Regions from separate parts of the Homo sapiens genome. Here region 1 is linked to region 2. Evidence: read pairs that join two places in POLR2A ChIA-PET (ENCODE). Cell type or tissue: PC-3. All regions are shown on one strand. Each heading gives the region's core, and the rest is flanking DNA. Links, peaks and the distances in the headings are about the cores only.

What was found. ChIA-PET counts read pairs that join two places held together with the same protein. Peaks named below come from ENCODE experiments on the same cell type or tissue, not always from the same donor. Only the 100,000 strongest peaks of a DNase experiment are listed, where the experiment ranks them.
Region 1: POLR2A ChIA-PET joins it to region 2 with 11 read pairs; 4 of 35 experiments call an interaction of 5 or more read pairs at or near these places.

What each region holds. Positions count from the first base shown.
Region 1 is chr7:100,791,703-100,799,213 of GRCh38, forward strand. It overlaps ZAN (zonadhesin), which reads left to right. Exons shown (of 48, transcript NM_003386.3): 41 at 264-446; 42 at 703-777; 43 at 2,118-2,316; 44 at 2,418-2,556; 45 at 3,494-3,634; 46 at 5,664-5,763; 47 at 5,875-5,921; 48 at 6,005-6,095. The coding sequence ends at 6,030. Among named protein-coding and RNA genes, the nearest start is that of EPHB4, 32 kb to the right of the region's middle. RefSeq lists an enhancer at 2,325-2,872. In PC-3, for the core only: no CTCF peak of the experiment used is centred there; no DNase peak of the experiment used is centred there; H3K27ac peaks cover 1,203 bases.
Region 2 is chr7:100,594,362-100,602,649 of GRCh38, forward strand. FBXO24 (F-box protein 24) reads left to right here. Exons shown (of 10, transcript NM_033506.3): 6 at 22-180; 7 at 741-862; 8 at 1,214-1,345; 9 at 5,670-5,840; 10 at 6,173-6,756. The coding sequence ends at 6,538. PCOLCE-AS1 (PCOLCE antisense RNA 1) reads right to left here. Exons shown (of 9, transcript NR_038910.1): 2 at 7,979-8,288; 3 at 7,259-7,322; 4 at 6,362-6,491; 5 at 5,679-5,828; 6 at 5,310-5,441. PCOLCE (procollagen C-endopeptidase enhancer) reads left to right here and starts at 8,002. Exons shown (of 9, transcript NM_002593.4): 1 at 8,002-8,190. The coding sequence starts at 8,096. In PC-3, for the core only: a CTCF peak has its summit at 6,275; no DNase peak of the experiment used is centred there.

The DNA of each region.
Region 1 (7,511 bases), core at 1,328-5,327, 200 kb after region 2:
AGCCCCAGTAGTTCTTATTTCTTTTTTTAAAATATATTTTTTAGAGACCGGGTCGTGCTCTGTTACCCAGGCTGGAGTGCAGTGGCGTGATCTTGGCTCACTGCAGTTTCCACCTCCTGGGCTCAAGTCATCCTCCTGCCTCAGCCTCCCGGGTAGCTGGGACTCCAGGCAGCCACCACCATGCCCGGCTAATCAGTTCTTCTTCTTCCCCCACTTCACCTTCCTTGGGGCCTCACCTGACCCCGTGGCTGTCTCTACTGCAGGGCTATACCAGCGGAGGAGGAGGGACAAGGGGCGGAGCTGGGCCTCCGCACGGGCCTCCAAGTGTCCGAATGTAGCCCGGAGCAGCTGGCGAGCAACAGCACCCAGGCCTGTAGGGTGCTGGCAGACCCCCAGGGCCCCTTTGCTGCCTGTCACCAGACGGTGGCCCCAGAGCCCTTCCAAGAGTGAGTCATGGGCCCAGGACTTGTGGGAATGGCCCAGGTGCCTGCTCTGGTCTTTCCCTGGGGCCTCCTGCCCGCTTCCTGACCCAAGCTCTGTGTGGTTCACTCCTCCGTTCTCCCTGTGGCCTAATTTCCTTGTGACCCTCACTGGACACCGACTGATGTCTTTCTGTTTGGGGTTCCAGGCTCTCTTCTGCAGGGGTGGGTCTCCTCCCCTCCCCAAACTGACTGTGCCCTTCCTGCCCCCTCTCTGCACCAGGCACTGCGTGCTGGATCTGTGCTCTGCTCAGGACCCAAGAGAGCAAGAGGAGCTGCGTTGCCAGGTCCTCAGTGGGTACGCCATCCTCTGCCAGGAGGCGGGCGCTGCCCTGGCTGGCTGGCGGGACCGCACCCTCTGCGGTGAGGTGTTGCCCCTCCCTGTGCCGACCCTGACCCCTCTGCCGTCCACCTCTGCTGAACGCTCTTCCCACCATTGCCTCATCTCGGGCTTTCTGTCTTAGTCCCATCATCCCTCGAATTTCTGCCTTAGTCCCAGGTCCAAGTCAGCACAACCGGCAGCCTGGCTCCTTCTCTGCCCCTGCCTGGGAGCCTCCCAACCCCATCCCGCATCCCGCTCCTTCCTGCCAAGGTCCACCTTCGCTCAACCAGTTCCTTCAAATGTTCTAATGTTGCAGACCCTGGATGGGCTGGGCGTGGTGGTTCACACCTGTAATCCCAGTGCTTTGGGAGGTTGAGGCTGGAGGATGGCTTGAGCCCAGGAGTTCCAGCCAGGCTGCAGTGAACCATGACCGCACACCACCACACTCCAGCCTGGGCAACAGAGCAACATCCTATCTCAAAAAAAAAAAAAAAGAAAGAAAGAAAGAAAGAACGAAAAAAAGAAAGAAATTAAAAAAAGAAAAGACTAGACAGGCTGGACATGGTAGCTCATACCTGTAGTTCCACCACTTTGGGAGGCAGAGGCAGGAGGATCAATTGAATCCAAGAGTTTGAGACCGGCCTGGGGAACCAGTGAGACCCCATCTCTATAAAAATCTTAACAAATTGGCCGGGTGTGGTGGTGCATGCCTGTAACTCCAGTCACCAGGGAGGCTGAGGTGGGAGGATCATTGGAACCCAGGAGTTGGAGGCTGCAGTGAGCCGTGATCACGCCAGCCTGGGCACTCCAGCCTGGGCAACAGAGTGACTCCATCTCTAAAAAAAATTTAAAAAAATAAAAAATAAAAAAAAGACCCTAGATGAAGCTGCAACACGTTCTAGCTTCCTGCCTATATGCAACGCTGAGTGTTTTTGTTTTTGTTGTTGTTGTCTGAGACAGAGTTCGCTTTTTGTTGCCCAGACTGGAGTGCAGTGGCATGATCTCGGCTCACTGCAACCTCCGCCTCCTGGGTTCAAGCGATTCTTGTCTCAGCCTCCCGAGTAGCTGGTATTACAGGTGCCCGCCACCACGCCCGGCTCATTTTTGTATTTTTAGCAGAGATGGGGTTTCACCATGTTGGCCAGGCTGGTCTTGAACTCCTGACTTCAGGTGATCCACCTGCCTCATCCTCCCAAAGTGCTGGGATTTCAGGTGTGAGCCACTGTGCCCAGCCTACTCTGAGTTTTATCGGGTGACCTTGCCCCTGTTTGGCCTGCCCAGCCCCAGCCAGTTTCTGACCATGACTGTCCCCGCAGCCATGGAGTGTCCAGCAGGTACCATATATCAGAGCTGTATGACACCCTGCCCAGCATCCTGTGCCAACCTGGCAGACCCCGGGGACTGCGAGGGCCCCTGCGTGGAAGGCTGCGCCAGCATCCCAGGCTATGCCTACAGTGGCACCCAGAGCCTCCCCTGGCTGACTGTGGCTGCACCAGCAATGGCATCTACTACCAGGTCTGAGCTGGCAGCAGGAGGCCCTGGGGAGCAGAGGCGCCAAGGAGAGCCAGACCAGGGATGGAACTGGAACGTCTCCTCCTGGCCCTTCCCCTTTCTAGCTGGGCAGCAGCTTTCTGACTGAGGACTGCTCTCAGCGGTGCACCTGTGCCAGCTCACGGATCCTGCTGTGTGAGCCCTTCAGCTGCAGAGCGGGGGAGGTCTGCACCCTGGGGAACCACACCCAAGGCTGCTTTCCAGGTGAACCTGCACTCCTGCCCGGTTCCAAGCTGCCCCATGCCCTGGGGCGTCCATGGACCAAGGATCGTCCCCTCCTTGTCCTCAGGACTCTTCCACATTGATTTCAGGATGTCTGTCCCTGCCTTTGTAGGGAGGGACAAAGGACAAAGATCTCCCGATCCCTAAGCATCCATGACCTACCGAATCCTTCCCTAGCGTTCCTTCCCATGATCTCCTTCAGCCCTGATGGTTAGCACAGCACTCCTAATTTATACATAACAAACATGGAGTTCAGAGAGGTTAAGCAGTTTCCTGCTGGGCGTGGGTGACTCATGCCTGTAATCCCAGCATTTTTGGAGGTGAGGTGGGCGAATTGCTTTGAGCTCAGGAGTTCAAGATCAGCCTGGGCAATATAGGGAGACATCGTCTCTACTAAAAATTAAAGAAAAAAAGAGCTGAGTGTGGTGGTGCACTCCTGTAGTCTCAGCTACTTGGAAGCTGAGGTGGGAAGATCACTTAAGCCCAAGAAATTGAGGCTACAGTGAGCTATAATTGTGCCACTGCACTCCAGCCTGGGTGACAGAGTGAGATCTTGTCTCAAAAAAGAAGAGAAGAGAAGGGAGGAGGGGAGGGCAGGGGAGGGGAGGAAAGGAAGGGAGGGAGGAGAGGGGAGAGGAGAGGAAGGGAGAGGAGGGGAGAAGGAGGGAAGGAGAGAAGGAGGGAGGAAAGGAGGAAGAAAGGAAGAGAGGAAGGAAGAGATGAAAGAGTTTCAAAGGAAGGAAGTTTCCCCAAAGCCCAGGGCTAGTGAGGCAGGGTTGGGAGCCAGGCTGGCTGACCCCTGGCCAGTCTCTGGCAGCCGCTGCTTTCTCCCCGGGCGTCCCAGCCCCCAGCCAGGCCTTCCCTCAGCTGGGAGTGTCCTCCCAGGGCCCCCCTCCCACAACCCTCTCTGTCCTTGCAGAAAGCCCGTGTCTGCAGAACCCCTGTCAGAATGACGGGCAGTGTCGGGAGCAGGGAGCCACCTTCACCTGCGAGTGTGAAGTTGGTTACGGGGGAGGCCTGTGTATGGAGCCTCGAGATGCGCCACCTCCCAGAAAGCCAGGTGAGGGCATCGTCCAAGGCCCTGTACCCTCACAACCTCTTCCTGGCCGACAACCACAGAATGATTCTATATGTATTATATTCACATATAGAATGATATGTATTATAATATTATGTTACAGATATTATATATTATAAACATAACAATTTGTAGCTATAATGGATATTAATATATTAATATATCTTGTATATTAATTATCTATTTATATATTACATATATTATTATAGTAGGAATTATAATATAATCCCTAGAAATTCGCAGGACAAGCATCCTCAAAAAACCAGTCCTGGCCGGGAATGGTGGCTCACGCCTGTAATCCCAGCACTTTGGGAGGCTGAGGTGGGCGGATCACGAGGTCAGGAGATGGAGACCATTCTGGCTAACGAAGTGAAACCCCGTCTCTACTAAAAATACAAAAAGTTAGCCGGGTGTGGTGGTGTGCGCCTGTAGTCCCAGCTACTCGGGAGGCTGAGGCAGGAGAATCACTTGAACCTGGGAGGTGGAGGTTGCAGTGAGCCAAGATCAAGCCACTGCACTCCAGCCTGGGTGACAGAGCAAGACTCCATCTAAAAAAAAATAAAAAAATAAAAAAAAATTAGCTGGGTATGGTGGTGCACAGCTGTAATCCCAGCTACTCAGAGGCTGAGGCACGAGACCCGCTTGAACCCGGGAGGCAGAGGTTGCAGTGAGCTAAGATCACGCTACTGCGCTCCAGCCTGGGCGACCAAGACTCCATCTCAAAAAAAACAAAAAACAAAAACCAAAAACAAAACAAAAAACTAGTTCCTGTGCCCATCTCCTACCTATATACTGTGAAATCTTCTCTCTGAAGCCCAGCTCCCCACTCCTGTGACCTGTATCTCTCACCCCTGCTGCTTCCTCCTCCTGTGTCCTTCTGTGCCTCTCCAGCACCTTCCATTGTCCTTTCCTATCCCAAACTACAATTCCCATGGGCTTCTGGGCCAGTGGTTCTCCAGCTTTATCTTGCCTAAGATTGAAGACGGGGTAACTTGTGTACATGTATATTCCAGGACACACTCTGAAAGATCAGATTTGGTAGGTCTGGAGTGGGCCCAGGAATCTGCTTTTTTTTTTTTTTTTTTTGAGTCTTGGTCTGTTGCCCAGGCTGGAGTGCAGTGGCGTGATCTCGGCTCACTGCAACCTCCACCTCCCGGGTTCAAGTGATTCTCCTGTCTCAGCCTCCTGAGTAGCTGGGATTACAGGCGCCGGCCACCACGCCCGGCTATTTTTGTATTTTTAGTAGGGATGGGGTTTCGCCATGTTGGCCAGGTTGGTCTGAAACTCCTGACCTCAGGTGATCCTGCCACCTTGGCCTCCCAAAGTGCTGGGATTACAGGCGTGAGCCTTTGTGCCCAACCAGAATCTGCATTTTCAACAAGGGCCCAGGAAACTATGGAAGTGACTCCAGGGCTACTCTTTGAGAAATGCTGGCTGAGATGACACCTGGACTCTAGGGGACCTAAGAGAAACAGCTGCCCACCTAAATAGGCTTAAGGGAGGGCAGGCGTGGTGGTTCATGCCTGTAATTTCAGGACTTTGGGAGGCCAAGGCGGGAGGATCACTTGAGCCAGGAGTTCAAGACCAGCCTGGTAACATAGCAAGACCCCATCTCTACAAAAAATCACGAAAATTAACCGGGTGTGGTGGCATGTGCCCATAGTCCCAGCTACTTGGAAAGCAGGCTGAGGGGGAGGATTGCTTGAGCCCAGGAGTTCAAGGCTGCAGAAAGCTATGATCGCACCACTGCACTCCAGCCTGAGCAATAGAGCCAGACTCTGTCTAAAAAGGCTTATGGCAAACAGAAAACATTGCGGGGGTTGGGGAGGGGGCACTAAGACCTTGGAGTCCCTGGAGGTGAGAACCTCCTGGAGGAAGAAGCAGACACACCTAGAGATTTAGAGAGATGAGGTCCCCTGGGGTAGCAAGCAATCCCCAAAAGGGAGTACCCCTCAGTCCCCACCCTTCCCGTCTCACGTTCGACCTAATGTCTCTTCCCCGCACCCAGAAGCATCTAACCTGGTGGGCGTCCTACTGGGACTGCTGGTGCCTGTGGTGGTCGTACTACTGGCCGTGACCAGAGAGTGCATTTACAGAACGAGGAGGAAGAGGTGAGTCCTGGGAAGGAGAGAGGAAGGGCGGGTGGGGTGTGCAAACCGGGAAGCGGCTGGGCCCGTAAAGGGCCACTTGGGGACCCATGTCTATTCCCCCATGCCTTCTAGAGAGAAAACGCAGGAGGGAGACAGACTGGCCAGGCTGGTGGACACAGGTGAGAACCAACCCCACAGCCCGGAACCTCGGGGCCTAGAGTTGAGTCTCCTCTCATACATGGTTTTCTTGCTTTCTCCTCAGATACTGTTCTGGACTGTGCCTGTTAAGTTGCTCAGTTTTGAGCTGTCTTCAGACAAGAAGATTAAATAAATTTATATATTTATTTATTTGAGACAGGGTCTTGCTCTGTCGCCAGGCTGGAGTGCAGTGGCACGATCACAGCTCACTGCAGCCTCAACCTCCTGGGCCTCCTGCCTCAGCCTCCTGGGTAGCTGAGACTGCAGGCATGCGTCACCACGAAGGCTAAATTTTAACATTTTTGTTTTTGTAGAGATGGGGGCGGGTCTCACTATGTAGCCCAGGCTGGTCTCAAACTCCTGGCCTCCAGCAATCCTCCCGCCTTGGCCTTCCAGAGCCCTGTGATTACAGGCATGAGCCATGGTGTCTGGCCAAAATTATTTATTTTTGTTTCAGTTTTTTGTTGAGATGGAGTCTCGCTCTGTCTCCCAGGCTGGAGTACAGTGGTGTGATCTCTGTTCACTGCAACCTCCACCTCCTGGGTTCAAGCGATTCTCCTGCCTCAGCCTCCTGAGTAGATGGGATTACAAGTACACACCACCTTGCCTGGCTAATTTCTGTATTTTTAGTAGAGACGAGGTTTCGCCATGTTGGCCAAGCTGGTCTCGAACTCCTGACCTCAAGTGATCTGCCCGACTTGGCCTCCCAAAGTGCTGGGATTATAGGCATGAGCCACCACGCCTGGCCCAAAATTATGTATTTTTGAGACGTGAATGTCCACATGATTATAGTGGAGGAAGTTGGGTCTTGGAGGGAGGAAAATGAGGGAGAGAGGCACGTGGAGGCCTAGGTAGGGCTGGGTTCTGTGCAAAATGTCTAGAGGGGAGAGGAACCTAGGTTTGAGGTGAGGGTGTTGTCCCTTAGAGAAAGCCACATGCGGGTGGCACATTCAGTCCCGGCGAGGCTGACATCACTAGGGGAGACAGAAGGAGCAGGGAGGGCAGAAGGAACAGGGCGGGCAGGGGAATGGAGGGTGGGATGCAGCCCCAGACCCTCGGCTTCTGATTTAGGAGAAGACTTCACCTCAGGAATCCGAGTGCTTAGAGGACGTGGCCTCTGGCTCCCCACCAAGGTGATTCTGAGAAATTTTACATGTCAAGTACAGACTAAGGTTGGGGAATGTGGCTTTTTTTTCTTTTTCTTTTTTTTTAGAGACAAGGTCTCACTCTGTTGCCCAGGCTAGAGTGTAGTGGTGCAGTCATAGCTCACTGCAGCCTTGACCCCCGGGGCTCAAACGATCCTCCCATCTCAGCCTCCTGAGTAGCTGGGACTACAGGCATGCACCACTACGCCTGGCTAATTTTGATATTTTTTAGAAGAGATAGGGTCTCACTATGTTGCCTAAACTGGTCTTGAACTCCTGGGCTCAAAGAGCTCAGCCTGCCTCCACCTCCCAAAGTACAAGGAATACACGTGACCACCTTACCCAGCCAAACGTGGCCTGCCCGCCTTTCCTTCCTTCCTTCCTTCCCTCCTTCCTTCCTTCCTCCATCCTTTCCTCCCTCCTTCC
Region 2 (8,288 bases), core at 2,635-6,634:
AATTGCTTCCCCTACCCCCAGAGGAAGGAAAGATCTACTCTTTGGTAGTGAATGAGACCCAGCTTGACCAGCCACGCTCCTACACGGTTCAGCTGGCCCTGAGGAAGGTGTCCCACTACCTGCCTCACCTGCGCGTGGCCTGCATGACTTCCAACCAGAGCAGCACCCTCTACGTCACAGGTATGGACCACCTCCCCCCGGCTCAAGCCCGCAGCCTTGGTTAGACCCTCTAAACATCAACACCCTTCACCCTTACTCCAGCTGCATGGTGAACCCCTGAGGGCATCCTAGTGAAAAGATGTGTTTAGGGCCGGCATGGTGACTCATGCCTGTAATCCCATCACTTTGGGAAACCGAGGCAGGTGAATCACCTGAGGTCAGGAGTTCAAGACCAGCCTGGCCAACATGGCGAAACCCCATCTCTACTAAAATACAAAAATTAGCTGGGTGTGATGGCAGGCGCCTGTAATCCCAGCTACACCAGAGGCCGAGACAGGAGAATCACTTGAACCAGGAGGTAGAGGTTGCAGTGAACTGAGATCGTGCCACTTCGCTCCAGCCTGGGTGACCGAGGGAGACTCGGTCTCAAAAGATGTGTTTTCAGTTCCCAGGCATCATAGTTGATGCATTCCTAGTGGGTATGAGACTCCTTGGATCTTGTAGCTTTCATCCCAGGTGGGGCCTTATCCCTAGGAAATGGGTGCCCAAAGCTGCTGAGCTGAGGGCTCCTGACCCCCCAGACCAGGGGGGAGTGTATTTTGAGGTGCATACCCCAGGGGTGTATCGCGATCTCTTTGGGACCCTTCAAGCCTTTGACCCCCTGGACCAGCAGATGCCGCTTGCTCTCTCACTGCCTGCCAAGGTAGGCTCCTGGAGGGACGGGGCAAACCAGAGGGGTGGCGCTGTAGGGATTGGAAGGTCTGAAGTATTATAGGAATCAGATTATTGATCCAGAGGGGCAGGGGATCCCCAGGGAGAGGTATGCCAAAAGAGATCAGCTGGGGGCTCGGTGCGGAGGGAGGCTGAGGAGGGAGTATCGCTTGAGCCCAGGAGCTCTAGACCAGCCTGGGCAACATAGTGAGATCCCATCTCTAAAATATATATATAGAAAGAGATCAGCTGGGGATGGCAGGTTAGTGGCTTGGAGACTCTGGAACTCAGAGTTCCTCTGGAGGGAATGGAATCCCTATCCCCTTTCTATCTTGCACGCTAGATCCTATTCTGTGCTCTTGGCTACAACCACCTTGGCCTGGTGGATGAATTTGGCCGAATCTTCATGCAAGGAAATAACAGATACGGGCAGCTAGGAACAGGGGACAAAATGGACCGAGGGGAACCCACACAGGTGAGACTATTTCCCAGCAACTCTCATCCCAACCCCTTTCCTCCAATTCCCTAACCCCCAGATCTGTCCACTTCTCCAGATTCCACAGAATCCAATTTCTGTTCCTTTGGGAAGTTAAGCCACTCAGTATGTAATGCCAGTGGTACTACCCCATGTCTTACCCAGGGTTGGCACTACGAGGTCCATTCTGTGCAGTGCACACTGTAAATGCAATAGGAATTTAGTGAAGGGGTAGGGTGGGTGACCTGGGCAGGCTAGAGACTTCTAGAAGAGGTAAGATGTGAGCAGGGGCCAGGTGCAGAGCCTCACGCCTGTAATCCCGACACTTTGGGAGGCCGAGGTGGACAGATCACTTGAGGTCAGGAGTTCTAGACCAGCCTGGGCAACATGGTGAAACCCCGTCTCTACCAAAAATATAAAAAATTAGCTGGCTGTGGTGGCACATGCCTGCAATCCCAGCTACTCAGGAGGTTGAGGCAGGAGATTCTCTTGAACCTGGGAGGCTGAGGTTGCAGTGAGCTGAGATCGTGCCACCCTACTCCAGCCTGGGCCACAGAGCGAGACTCCGTCTCAAAGAAAAAGAAAAAAGATGTGAGCAGGGCATCGTGGGTTACATAAGACTTAGGTAGGGATAGAGAAGGCATTCTGTGTGATGAGGAGGGGGATAGGCACGAAACTTGCACATACCTGGGACAGTGACAAGACGGGTCTCACTAAAGCACAGAAGGCATCTTGGGAATCACTGAGGTATGAGGTGGTACAGGTGGGCACAAGCTTAGAGAGGTGTAGATTTGGGGAAGAGTCACTGCAGGTTCTGGAATAGGAGAAGGCAACCCCCAAGAGGTGACTGAGAATGTGTCAGGAGCCTTGTGCAGAGGAGGCCAAGGAGGGGAGCCCGCCAGGAGGCTGTTGAGTGATGACAGCACTTGAGACAAGCGCCTGGTGCTGCAGCGAGAATGGGAAGGAATGGATACAGGAGCTATTTGGGAAGAAAATGAATAGGGCCTCAAAACTGATTAGATGTAGAAGAGAGGGGTATAAGACAGAGGTGGCTCTGGAAGAAAGATATCTCACACCTGTAATCCCAGCACTTTGGGAGACCAAGGTGGGTGGATCACGTGAGCCCAGGAGCATGAGATCAGCCTGGACAACATGGTGAAACCCTGTCTCTAGAAAAAATAAAAAATTAGCCAGGTGTGGTGGTGGGTGCTTTTAGTCCCAGCTACTCGGGAGTCTGAGGCACGAGAATTGCTTGAGCCTGGGAGGCAGAGGTTGCGGTGAGCCGAGATCGTGCCACAACATTCCAGCCTGGGCAACGGAGAGAGACTCTGTCTCAAAACAAAACAAAACAAAAACCACACTCAATTGGAAACGTCTAGCTGGCAATTAGATTCTACCTGGGAACATGGTTGAACAAACAGAAGTAGAGACTGAAAAGCAACTCTGAGAAGTAGGCCCTGTGGTAGACAGGGGATGAAGAGGTGCCTCTAAGACAGGCCGTGCACCCCTCTAACACTGTCCCAGAAGCCACATGAGAAGGAAGTTCCAAATGGGGTGGGTGGTAGGGTTAATTGATGGTGTGACAATGTAAGATACATTTACTACTGACATGGAAAAGATAGTCATGCCATATTTTTAGGTGAAAAAGACTTTTATGAAATGGTTTACATAGTACCATTTATTTTTATTTTTATTTTTATTTTATTTTCAAGATAGAGTCTTGCTCTGTCTCCCAGGCTGGAGTGCAATGGCGCGATCTCGGCTCACTGCAACCTCTGCCTCCCAGGTTCAAGTGATTCTCCTGCCTCAGCCTGCCAAGATGGGATTACAGCGCCCACCACCATGCCCGGCTAATTTTTGTATTTTTAGTAGAGACGGAGTTTTACCATGTTGGCCAGGCTGGTCTCAAACTCCTGACCTCAGGTGATCTGCACACCTTGGCCTCCCAAAGTGCTGGGATTACAGGTGTGAGCCACCGCACCCAGCCTCTTTTTATTTTTATTATTACTTTTTTGAGACATGGTCTCCACTGCTTCCCAAGCTGGAGTGCAGTGACACAATCGTAGCTTGCTGCAGCTTTCAACTCCAGGGCTCAAGAGATCCTCCCGCCTCAACCTCCCAAGCAGCTAGGACTACAGGAATGCGCCACTACGCCCAGATAAGTTTTTGTTTTTTTTGTTTTTTTTGTTTTTTTTTTTTTTAGAGACAGGGTCTTGCTATGTTGCCCAAGCTTATATTGAACTCATGGCTTTAAGCAATCCTCCCACCTCAGACTCCTAAAGTGCTGGGATTACAGGTGTGAGCCACCACACCTGGCCCCATCCCATTTTTTGTTTAAAAATACACAACTTGCCCATCATGGTGGCTGACATCTGTAATCCCAACTACTCAGGAGGCTGAGACAGGAGGATTGCTTGAGGCCAGGAGTTGAAGGCTGCAGTGAGCTGTGATCACCACTGCACTCCAGCCTGGGTGACACTGAGACCCTATCTCTAAAAAATAAAAAATATACAATTTATGTGTATTTGTTTGTTTAGCCAACAGTGAAGAATATCTAGCAAGATGTTAATAGTAGATGGTGGGATTTCCAATGATTTTAAAATTAATTTTTTGCTTGCCAATGTTTCATAATTTTTCTAGAATGACCATAAATTACTTATCAGTGTCTTCAGAATTAAAGCGCTAACAGGCTCAGGAGAATGAGGGGGCAGAAGACGCCCTGGGATTTAGCCACTGAGAGGCCAAGTGCCTCTAGAGAGAGCATGTCAGTAATGTAATAGAGAGAAAAGCGAGATCCCAGGGAGGTGCTGGATAGACTGGCTGTGGGAAGGAACAGTAATGTGGTCAGCCTCAGATTGGTCATGTAACCAACTCTGCTGCTTAAGAGAGAGAGGCAGGAAGCGGCAGGAAGCAAGTAGAAGCTTTTTTTTCAAAAACAGGGTGGCCATTTTGGAAAAGAATTATGTGATAAGTTGAAAATGCTAGGCTAAGCATTTCAACTAGCTCACACCTGTAATCCTAGCACTTTGGGAGGCCAAGGCAGGTGGATTGCCTGAGCCCAGGAGTTCGGGACCAGCCTGGGCAACATGGTGAAACCCCGTCTCTACTAAAATACAAAAGAAATTAGCCAGGTGTGGCGGTGTGCACCCATAGTCCCAGCTACTCGGGAGGCTGAGGAAGGAGAATTGCTTGAACTGGAGAGGCGGAGGTTGCAGTGAACTGAAATCGTGCCACTGCACTTCAGCTTGGGCAACAGAGCGAGACTCCGTCTCTACAAAAAAAAAAAAAATGCTAGAGGCTGAGGTGGGAGGCCCGGAGTTCGAGATCACCATGAGCAACATAGTGAGACACTATCTCTATAGAAAATTTAAAAATTTAAAATTTAAAAATTATAGGCACATGCCGGGTGTGGTGGCACATGCCTGTATTCCCAACTACTCAGGAGGCTGAGGCAGAAGAATGGCTTGAGCCCAGGAGGTCAAGGCTGCAGTGAGCTATGATTGCACCACTGCATTTCAGCCTGGGCAACAGAATGAGACCCCATCTCTAAAAAAAGAAAAGAGAAAATAAAAATGCTAGAGTGGAGGCTGGGCTCAGTGGTTCATGCCTGTAATCCCAGCACTTTGGGAGGCCAAGGCAGGCAGATCACCTGAGGTCAGGAGTTCGAGACCAGCCTGGTCAACATGGCAAAACCCCTTCTCTACTAAAAATACAAAAATTAGATGGGTGTGGTGGCAAGGACCTGTAGTCCTAGCTACTTGGGAGGCTGAGGTGGGAGAATCACTTGAACCCAGGAAGGCAGAGGTTGCAGTGAGCCGAGATCGCACTGCTGCACTCCAGCCTTCCGACTCTGTCTCAAACAAAAAAAAAAAAAAGAAAGAAAGAAAGAAAAGATAATACTAGAGCAGGAAGGGAGGGATAGTGGAAGGGAAAGTCCTTCCTCAGGGTGGTGTTGGGGTCTAACCTGGAATTGCACAAGAAGCAAGTCTCCCCGAGGCTGGCAGGCAGGATGAGAGGCTGGACTGGCATAGACGGGTGGGCTGAGAATGAGGGGTACACCACAGCAGGCCCTGGGCTCAGGCAAGGAGCTGATTTTCTGGGGGCATAGATGAGATACCAACAGAAGTGCAAGACCCTATGTGACCAGTTAGAGTATGGGGGCTGCAGGGGTCAGCAGGGCAGACCTGGGGCGTGGGACAGTGCTGGCTCCCATTTCCTCCTCCCCAGTTCATTCTGCCCCGAGCCTTCCAGTCAACCTTTTCCCACCCCAGCCCCCCCGTCCCTTGGTGCTCCCTGCTCAGGGACCCTGGCCGTGTGTCCCCAGGTTTGTTACCTGCAGCGGCCCATCACCCTGTGGTGCGGCCTCAACCACTCCCTGGTGCTGAGCCAGAGCTCAGAGTTCAGCAAGGAGCTGCTGGGCTGCGGCTGTGGGGCTGGGGGCCGCCTCCCAGGCTGGCCCAAGGGGAGTGCCTCCTTCGTCAAGCTCCAAGTCAAGGTCAGAGCGGGGTCAGGAGAGTGGGCACCCAGGGAGGATGAGAGCCATGAACCAGGAAGCCCACAGGCTGTAGCTGGGGCTCCTGCAGGGACCCAGGGGGTCCCATTTCCCTAGCACCACCCCACCTCCCTCCTCTGCCGCACACCACGCTCTCTGCTTTCTCCCTTAGCAGACTGTGCTGGCCTTGCCCAACCTCACACACCCCTGGGACTTAGCCGGCTCAGGGCTGGTGTGAGAGGGAAGAATGCAATAGGCAGATTAGCCCGGGCACCCTGGGAAACCCTGCAAGGAAAGCACCACTCAGCCATGCCCCCTTTCTCTCCTCCTCCAAGGTCCCTCTGTGTGCCTGTGCCCTCTGTGCCACCAGGGAGTGCCTATACATCCTGTCCAGCCACGACATTGAGCAGCACGCCCCCTATCGCCACCTGCCAGCCAGCAGGGTGGTGGGGACTCCTGAGCCCAGCCTGGGGGCCAGAGCACCCCAGGACCCCGGGGGGATGGCCCAGGCCTGCGAGGAGTACCTCAGCCAGATCCACAGTTGCCAAACGTTGCAGGACCGCACGGAGAAGATGAAGGAGATCGTAGGGTGGATGCCCCTGATGGCCGCACAGAAGGACTTCTTCTGGGAGGCCCTGGACATGCTGCAGAGGGCTGAAGGAGGCGGGGGTGGTGTAGGGCCCCCAGCCCCTGAGACCTAATCCCCCTCATGCTAGCCTAGTCCCTGGAGGAGGGAGTCCGGCCCCAGGCCAGGGACTAAGGAGCAATGACCATTGTGCACATGCGTGTGGGAAGGGGTTGCTAGGGGGTGGGGACGGCTAACCAGGGTAAGAATGTTCAGGGGGCTGCCCAGGAGGGGCCCCCAACCTGACTATCATGGACAAGAGATTTGATGGATAGAATAAAAGGCTGCAGCGAGGCCTGGTGTGGAAGCCTTGGGGGCTGGGAGGGACAGGGGCAGGGATGGGGTGGGTGGGTGCCCGGCTTGGTGGGTGCAGGAGGGCAGGAGCCCAGGCAGGGGCAGGCAGCACAAGCAGCTCCAGGTCTCAGGTGCAGCAGAGCTGATGCTGCCTGAACCCTTCACATTGTTGTCCACTCCCTGCTCCCAAGAGCACACCTGGTCGTTTGGACTGGGAAGTTCTGGCCCTACCTTCTGGAACAACTCTATGCACAGATGCTCTTGGCTACCCCACTGGGATCCCCTGCCCACTAGACTTGTCCCCATCCTGAGGCAGCCTGTTCCTCCTGACCCCCGAAAGCTTCCCACCCATCTCCCTTCGGCCTGAAGCCAGCCCCCCTCCTCTCTCCCTTCTGTTTACCTCCCAGGTTTGGGCTCTATTTTCTACTCCTTCCACCTCTTCCTGAGTAACAAGGACACTCCCTTCATCCACACCCCATGCCTCCTGCCTTGCTTCCTGTACCTTCAAGTAGTTGGAAGAGGTCATGGGTGAGAATTCCTTCTCCTTGGCCTAGTCTGGCCCAGGTCTGGAGAGAAGGCAATGGAGATGTGAAGTGGAGGCCAGGTGTGGTGGCTACGCCTATAATCCCAGCACTTTGGGAGTCCGAGGTGGGCGGATCACCTGAGGCTAGGAATTTGAGACCAGCCTGGACAGCATGCTGAAACCCTGCCTCTACTAAAAATACAAAAATTAGCCAGGTGTGGAGGCATGCACCTGCAGTCCCAGCTACTCGGGAGGCTAAGGCACAAGAATTGCTTGAACCCGGGAGGCGGAGGTTGCAGTGAGCAGAGATCGCGCCACTGCACTCCAGCCTGGGTCACAGAATGAGACTCTGTCTCAAAAAAAAAAAAAAAAAAAAAAAGAAATTGAAGTGGAAAATGAGCTGGCAGGGGTGGTCAGGCAGGGGGTGAGCAATGAGGGCTCCTGAGCTGAGGAAGCAGGGGCGGGGGGAGGATGGGGGCTAGGGAGTCCTCAGAAGTTCCCGGAGATACTCCCTCACTGGACAGAGTGGGGTTCCCGATGACGTTACTTGAGGCCTGGGAGACGGCCTCTGCCCCTCACTGCTCCTCCCCCTCCTAAGGTCAACATTTATGTGTCCTAGACCTAGAGAGGTCCCAGGACACGCCACTGTCCCGCCTTCCCCATTGCCCGCCCCACTGGCCAGTCCCCACGCCCACACACCCAAGGCTGCCCCATCTGGCGCTGATTATCCTGCTGCTGCCGCCACCGCTGCTGCTGCTCTGCAAAATTCAGCTGCTGCCTCTGTCTTGAGGACCCCAGCGCCTTTCCCCCGGGGCCATGCTGCCTGCAGCCACAGCCTCCCTCCTGGGGCCCCTCCTCACTGCCTGCGCCCTGCTGCCTTTTGCCCAGGGCCAGACCCCCAACTACACCAGGTAGGTCTCTTGGCATCTTCCAGACAGCTCCAGTGAACTTCAGACCCCCGATTCCTTTGGGGTTATGCCTGGAGATATTTTGGGTTCCCTTGCTGACA